Linked DNA regions of Homo sapiens: region 2 is linked to region 1. Evidence: read pairs that join two places in POLR2A ChIA-PET (ENCODE). Cell type or tissue: B cell. All regions are shown on one strand. Links, peaks and the distances in the headings refer to the core of each region. The heading gives the core; the rest is flanking DNA. Region 1 overlaps TTLL8 (tubulin tyrosine ligase like 8). Region 2 overlaps TRABD (TraB domain containing).

What was found. Peaks named below come from ENCODE experiments on the same cell type or tissue, not always from the same donor. Only the 100,000 strongest peaks of a DNase experiment are listed, where the experiment ranks them.
Region 2: POLR2A ChIA-PET joins it to region 1 with 5 read pairs; 4 of 35 experiments call an interaction of 5 or more read pairs at or near these places.

The regions. Positions count from the first base shown.
Region 1 is chr22:50,029,008-50,031,911 of GRCh38, forward strand. It overlaps TTLL8 (tubulin tyrosine ligase like 8), which reads right to left. Exons shown (of 14, transcript NM_001350317.3): 12 at 2,679-2,904; 13 at 1,423-1,918. Among named protein-coding and RNA genes, the nearest start is that of IL17REL, 18 kb to the left of the region's middle. RefSeq lists silencers at 1,120-1,219, 1,240-1,309. In B cell, for the core only: CTCF peaks have their summits at 1,450 (motif pointing left) and 1,649; a DNase peak (open chromatin) is centred at 1,434; H3K4me3 peaks cover 560 bases; H3K27me3 peaks cover 892 bases.
Region 2 is chr22:50,189,385-50,192,262 of GRCh38, forward strand. The region is part of intron 1 of TRABD (TraB domain containing); the gene reads left to right. Among named protein-coding and RNA genes, the nearest start is that of TRABD, 4.9 kb to the left of the region's middle. RefSeq lists enhancers at 271-885, 886-1,500, 1,186-1,545, 1,816-2,035, 2,226-2,375 and 1 more and a silencer at 2,526-2,575. In B cell, for the core only: a CTCF peak has its summit at 1,130 (motif pointing left); DNase peaks (open chromatin) are centred at 1,297 and 2,217; H3K4me3 peaks cover 2,254 bases; H3K27ac peaks cover 2,500 bases.

The DNA of each region.
Region 1 (2,904 bases), core at 114-2,613:
CATCCTGAAGACCCCACACACCCTCGTAAAGACCCCATCACACCGTCCTGAAGACCCCACACACACTCGTAAAGACCCCATCACACCATCCTGAAGACCCCACACACCCTCGTAAAGACCCCATCACACCGTCCTGAAGACCCCACACACCCTCGTAAAGACCCCATCACACCGTCCTGAAGACCCCACACACCCTCGTAAAGACCCCATCACACCGTCCTGAAGACCCCACACACCCTCGTAAAGACCCCATCACACCATCCTGAAGACCCCACACACCCTCGTAAAGACCCCATCACACCATCCTGAAGACCCCACACACCCTCGTAAAGACCCCATCACACCGTCCTAAAGACCCCCACACACCCTCGTAAAGACCCCATCACACCATCCTGAAGACCCCACACACACTCGTAAAGACCCCATCACACCGTCCTAAAGACCCCCCCTATTGCCGGGCGCGGTGGCTCACGCCTGTAATCCCAGCACCTTGGGAGGCTGAGGCGGCGGATCACGAGGTCAGGAGGTGGAGACCATCCTGACTAACACGGTGAAACCCCATCTCTACTAAAAATTAGCCGGGCGCGGTGGCGGGCGCCTGTGGTCCCAGCTACTCGGGAGGCTGAGGCAGGAGAATGGCGCGAACCCGGGAGGCGGAGGCTGCAGTGAGCCGAGATCGCGCCACGGCACTTCAGCCTCAGCAACAGAGCAAGACTCTGTCTCAAAAAAACAAAAAAAACAAGACCCTCTCGTCATGCTGCCTAAAGACCCCCACCACGCCCTCGCGAGGACCCCCCACCGCGCCGTCCTGAAGACCCCCACGCGGGAGGAACGGCTGATGCTGCCCTGCTGGTCAGCCGCGCCCCTGCCCCACGTCCTTCTCCGCGACTCTGAGGCCAAGAGCAGCCTGTGGCAGCCCCTGAAGTCTGAACGTGTGGCCGAGGCTCGGAAGAGCCCGATGGGGGCCGGGCGTGGTGGCTCAGGCCTGTCACCTCAGCCTCCAGAGCCTTCAGAAAACCGCACGCCAAAGCCCCGCGGTCACTTTGGCCCCTCGCTCGGCCAGGGAGCTTGGTGCTGTTCACGGCGCTGTTCAAGGTCCTAACTCAAATCCTCCGACCCGCGCCACACCCCAGAGGTATGGGGACAAAGGCGTCACCCGCCAGGTTCTACAGAGGGGACCCCACCATCCACCTGGCCGGCACTCCCACGCCCCCCACCCCGAGACCCCCGTGCCGGGCTGGGACAGGTGCCCCAACCCCGCTCCCCGGCTCCCGCCGGCGCCTCCGTCAGGGGACACCCCGGGCCCCAGCACCGAAGCCTGCCCTGCGCCCCGCTCTGGAGGATGCAGCGGCTGCTGGCGAGGGTTGGGGATGCAGCAGGCGGCCCCCAAGCCCACAGCGCACCGCCGGCGGCGCAGGTTACCTTTTCCTCCGGGCGGCGGACGCAGCGCGCCCTCTGCTGTCTTCAGGCCCCGCAGCACAGGCTCCAGCGGGTGCGCATTTAGCTGGTTTGGATCCCAGCTTTTGGCGGGCTGGGCTACGGGGACACCGGTGTTTGGGGCCTGACTGTCCACGTGGCGACAGGGGCAGGCCGGGAGCTCCACCTTCCCAGCAGCTTTGGTGCGGGTGGGCTGTGCGGCTCCACCGCTCTCGGCTGCCCCCCTTAAGGGTGCCAGCAAGGCCAGGGGGAGCCCCTTCTCTTCCTTCAGTCCCAAGTCCCGCTGGAGAGCTGGTGATGGGGGTCCCTGGGCAGGGTCTGGCATGGCCGAGGGGCCCCGTGCCTTCAGCGGCTGCGCGTCCAACAGCGAGGCCGAGGCCTTGAGGTTGCAGACGGGCAGCACCTGCCTCCTGGCTCTCCTCACACTGACGCCCGCCACGCAGAGGTCGGACCCGCTGAATGGGGGCGGCTCAACCACCGGCTGTGGGGAAGGAACAGGTTGGGGTGCTGGGCTGTGGCCGGGATAGGGGGGGTCCCTGCAGGAGGGGTCTGTGCAGGAGGGGCTGGTCGGGGCACAGACCCCCACCTGACTCAGGAGTGAACAGTGAACACCTGGGGTCCCACGCAGACCCCCAGGAGGCCCCCAGGCTCTGGAGAACCTGCGGGGAACCAAGGCTTCCTGAGGCTTGGGGGTCAGCCTGGGGGGCCCCACACCCAGGGACTCAGCTGCTCTTTTCCCGAGTTTAGCCACAGAGAGGCCGCAAGAGAGAGGCATTGGCCACGCTTCCCAATGACTCCAGCACATCCGCAGGCACAGGGAGGCCCGCGAAAGATCCTCAGAGTGGAGGAGGCACTGCAGGCCAAGGCAAAGGAGCAGCATAGGTGGCCTGGAGGCTGCGGGCATGGAGCCCCCACCTCTAACCACAGTCAGGACTGGGTGAGGCTGGGAACAAGAGGGAGGAAAGCTGGACAGAGGCACTGAGCCTGAGTGAGCGGGGCCGCTCCGCCCGCACGCCTGGAGTAGCCCCTTCCTCGGTGCCGACGAGGCACTGAGCCCCATGGGAGAGCAGGGCAGGCCTGGGCCCTCAGCGGGACCGAGCATGGTCACAGAGCAGGATCGGTGTCCTCCATAGACCCCGCTGCACTGGCGGCCTGCAGCTCCACCCTCGCCCAGTGACCAGGTGGCAAAGCATCCACATGGCGGGCGGCCACCAAAGTCCCCAGGGGCGGGCGTGGCTCACCTGCCTCCACAGGAGCTCGAAGTTGCCGATGTCACAGCTGCGGTCCACGGCCACCTTGATGGTGTCCTCCTGCACCTGTGCACACAGCTGGGCCGTGACCGGCGTGGACGGGTGCATGGTGGGGCTGGAATTGATCTCGATCAGCCAGGGCCTGAAGTCCCTCCCAAGGACGAAGTCAGCCCCGTAGAGCTCAAAGCTGTTCTTGCGAGGCTCCACGTGGTCCTGG
Region 2 (2,878 bases), core at 101-2,600, 160 kb after region 1:
ATCGTGTTCAGCACCCACCCCAGTCCTGCTCGGTGGACGTCCGTGCGGGGCAGGGAGAGTGAAGCACAGCTGGTCTGATACAAGCGTCTGGCTTCCTGCCAGGCTGCACCGCTTCCCAGCGGGTTGGCCTTGCAGGTAACAAGGCCAGAAGCCACTGCGAGGTTCCCTGGGGCAGTGCCAGCACTGGGGATTTGGGAAGGAGAGATGTCTGTCCCCCCGGAGGGGCAGCCAGGGTCTGCTGGTCTCTGCTGATGGGCCTGAGCGTATCTGAAAAGGACAGGTAGAAAGGGGGTGGCTGCAGCGTGCGCTGGCCGGACCCCAGGTGATGCTCTGCTGGGACCCAGAGGGGGTGGCTGCAGTGTGTGCTGGCCGGACCCCAGGTGATGCTCTGCTGGGACCCAGAGGGGGTGGCTGCAGTGTGTGCTGGCCGGACCCCAGGTGATGCTCTGCTGGGACCCAGAGGTTGTGGGGCTGGGAACCAGGTGGGGGTTCTTCAGACATTGTCTCTGAAGACACTTCAGAGTCCAGGCTCAGCATCTGTGGCTTTTGGGCCAGGGCCTTTTGCTCACCGCCAGGCAGCTGGGAGAGGCTCTGGGCCCAGCCATAAATGTCTGAGAGCACAGCTGCCTGGGAGCAGACTAGAGGGAGGAGGGCTGGTAACCTGAAATCACACCCTAGAGCTCTCCAGGGGCCTTGGCGAGGAGGGAAAGAGAGTGTTGAGACTGTAAGAGTGACTGTCAGAGACGTCCCCCAGAATCACGGGCTTTAGGTGCTGGGGGGTCCTCAGTGACCTTCCCGCCTGGCTCCCTGCGGGCAGCACGCCTCTGCTGAGAGGCTGCAGGGGCCAGGGCTGGGGGCTGGCACTGCCTCTGGTGGCGCTGACATCGTCCTGCTCAAGGCTTGGCAGCCGGCCCAGGAAAGCTTCTCTGCCCTCCCTGACAGGAGACCTGTGCACGCCCACCCCATGGCACGACTGGGGTCAGGACCAGCGCCTGCTGCTGCACCGAGACCCTGCCCTGTCCATGGCCACAGGCGTACCCTAGGCCGGCCTCAGAGGCGGGTCTGGCCAGGCTGGGTGGAGGGTGGGGGCTGACCGCAGACCTGGGGCTGCCACACCCATGGGGGAAGGGCTGTGGCGACGTGGGCGCCTCCTGTTGGCTGGGCCGACGCAGCCTCCCGCCCGGCTGCACAGGAGTTTCTTTAAGGAGTTTCCCCGGTGTGCCTCGGCAGCCTTGCGCTGCTCTAATGGTCCGGACTTCCGTGTGTGAGTTTCCCCCGTGCGCCCCGGCAGTCTTGCGCTGCTCCTAAGAGTTCTGGCTTGTGTGTGTAGCTAGACCCAGGGAGGCGGCCGTCTCCCGGACCGGGTGCTTGTCTGGGCTGGCTGGCCTGGCGGCTGCTCACAACAGCTTCCGGTGGGTTCCGGTCGGGTTGCATCGTGGAGCTTTCACCTACAAAAGGGGAAGGAGGCGGCCCAAGGGTCCGGGGCCTGGTCCTGCTGTGACCGGTGCCAGCTGCACTTCCTGGATGTGCCAACCGCTAAGACGCCCAGGCCAGGGTTGGGTCCAGACTCAAGCCCAGGTGGCAAGGAGTGGGACCCCCTGCCAAGGCTGTGAGGCCCCATAGGGGAGCCTGCCTGTGGAGCGGGCCCCCCTTGCCCTCTGCAGAGGCTCAAGGCCCCCGGGGACATGAGCCTGGTGTTTATCAGCTGTCTCCTTAGTCTCAGCTGACCTCCCCCGACCATGGCCCCATTGCACCACCCACCCCAAGCCAGGCCAGTTCCTCTCCCAGAAGTCCCGGCTGTCCAAGAAGAGGGCAGGGTGGGCTGCCCTCTTCTCGGCCAGCTTCAGATGGGGCCTCTGGTTGCACTGAGACAGGCCTCTTCCCCTGCTCAGAGCCGTCCCTGCTCCCCCAGCCCCTGAGCTGCCCTCCTAGACACTGCACAGAGAGCTCCTTCCTGTTCACAGGTTAGGACACCCAAGCTTGGAGGCATCTTAACTTGGATGTGGGTGGCCAGGACCCAGCTGGGTCTGTGAGTCCTGGCTGGGGCCGAGGTCTGTGCCTGCTGTGGCTGTGTGCCAACAGGGTTTGCAGAGGAAAGGAACCTGACATAGCGTCTTATTGCTCATTGTTCCTTTTTCTTATGAGTTCTGAGAAGTGGGCAGCAGTAGTGACATGAAAATGACCCCAGATGCACGCAGGCATCAGTGCAGAACCCGGCAGTGGCCCCTCTGAAGCACATCCTACAAGCCCCGTCGTTTCCTCGCCAGATGCTCGTGTCTGACTGACGCAGACGCTTCAAGACAAAACCACAATACCTTGCACGACTAGACAGCTCAGAATGGTTTCCAACGGCTCATTTTTATTTTTTACTTTTGTTTTTTTCTTGAGACAGAGTCTCCCTCTGTCACCCAGGTTGGAGTGCAGTGACAGGATCTCGGCTCACTGCAACCTCAGCCTCTCGGGTTCAAAGTGATTCTCCTGCCTCAGCCTCCCCAGTAGCTGGGATTACGGGTGTGCACCACCACGCCTGGCTAATTTGTGTATTTTTGGTAGAGATGGGGTTTCACCAGGATGGTCTATGTTGGCCAGGCTGGTCTCGAACTCCTGAGCTCAGGCAGTCCATCCACCTTGGCCCCCCAAAGTGCTGGGATTACAGGTGTGAGCCACCGCGCCTGGCCTGTTTGGGATATTTTAATGATTCTGCCTGGTGACACATCCATCCGCCAGGACATGCATGAGCCATTAACTTGGTAAACAGTCACTCCTGGCATTCCGTGGCTGAGAACATTCAGGAAGAGCCACATGGTGCAGCAGGGCCTGTGGCCAGTCTCAGGACAGCCTGCTGGTCCCTGGCCCCGCCTCGAGGGGCTCCGCGCAG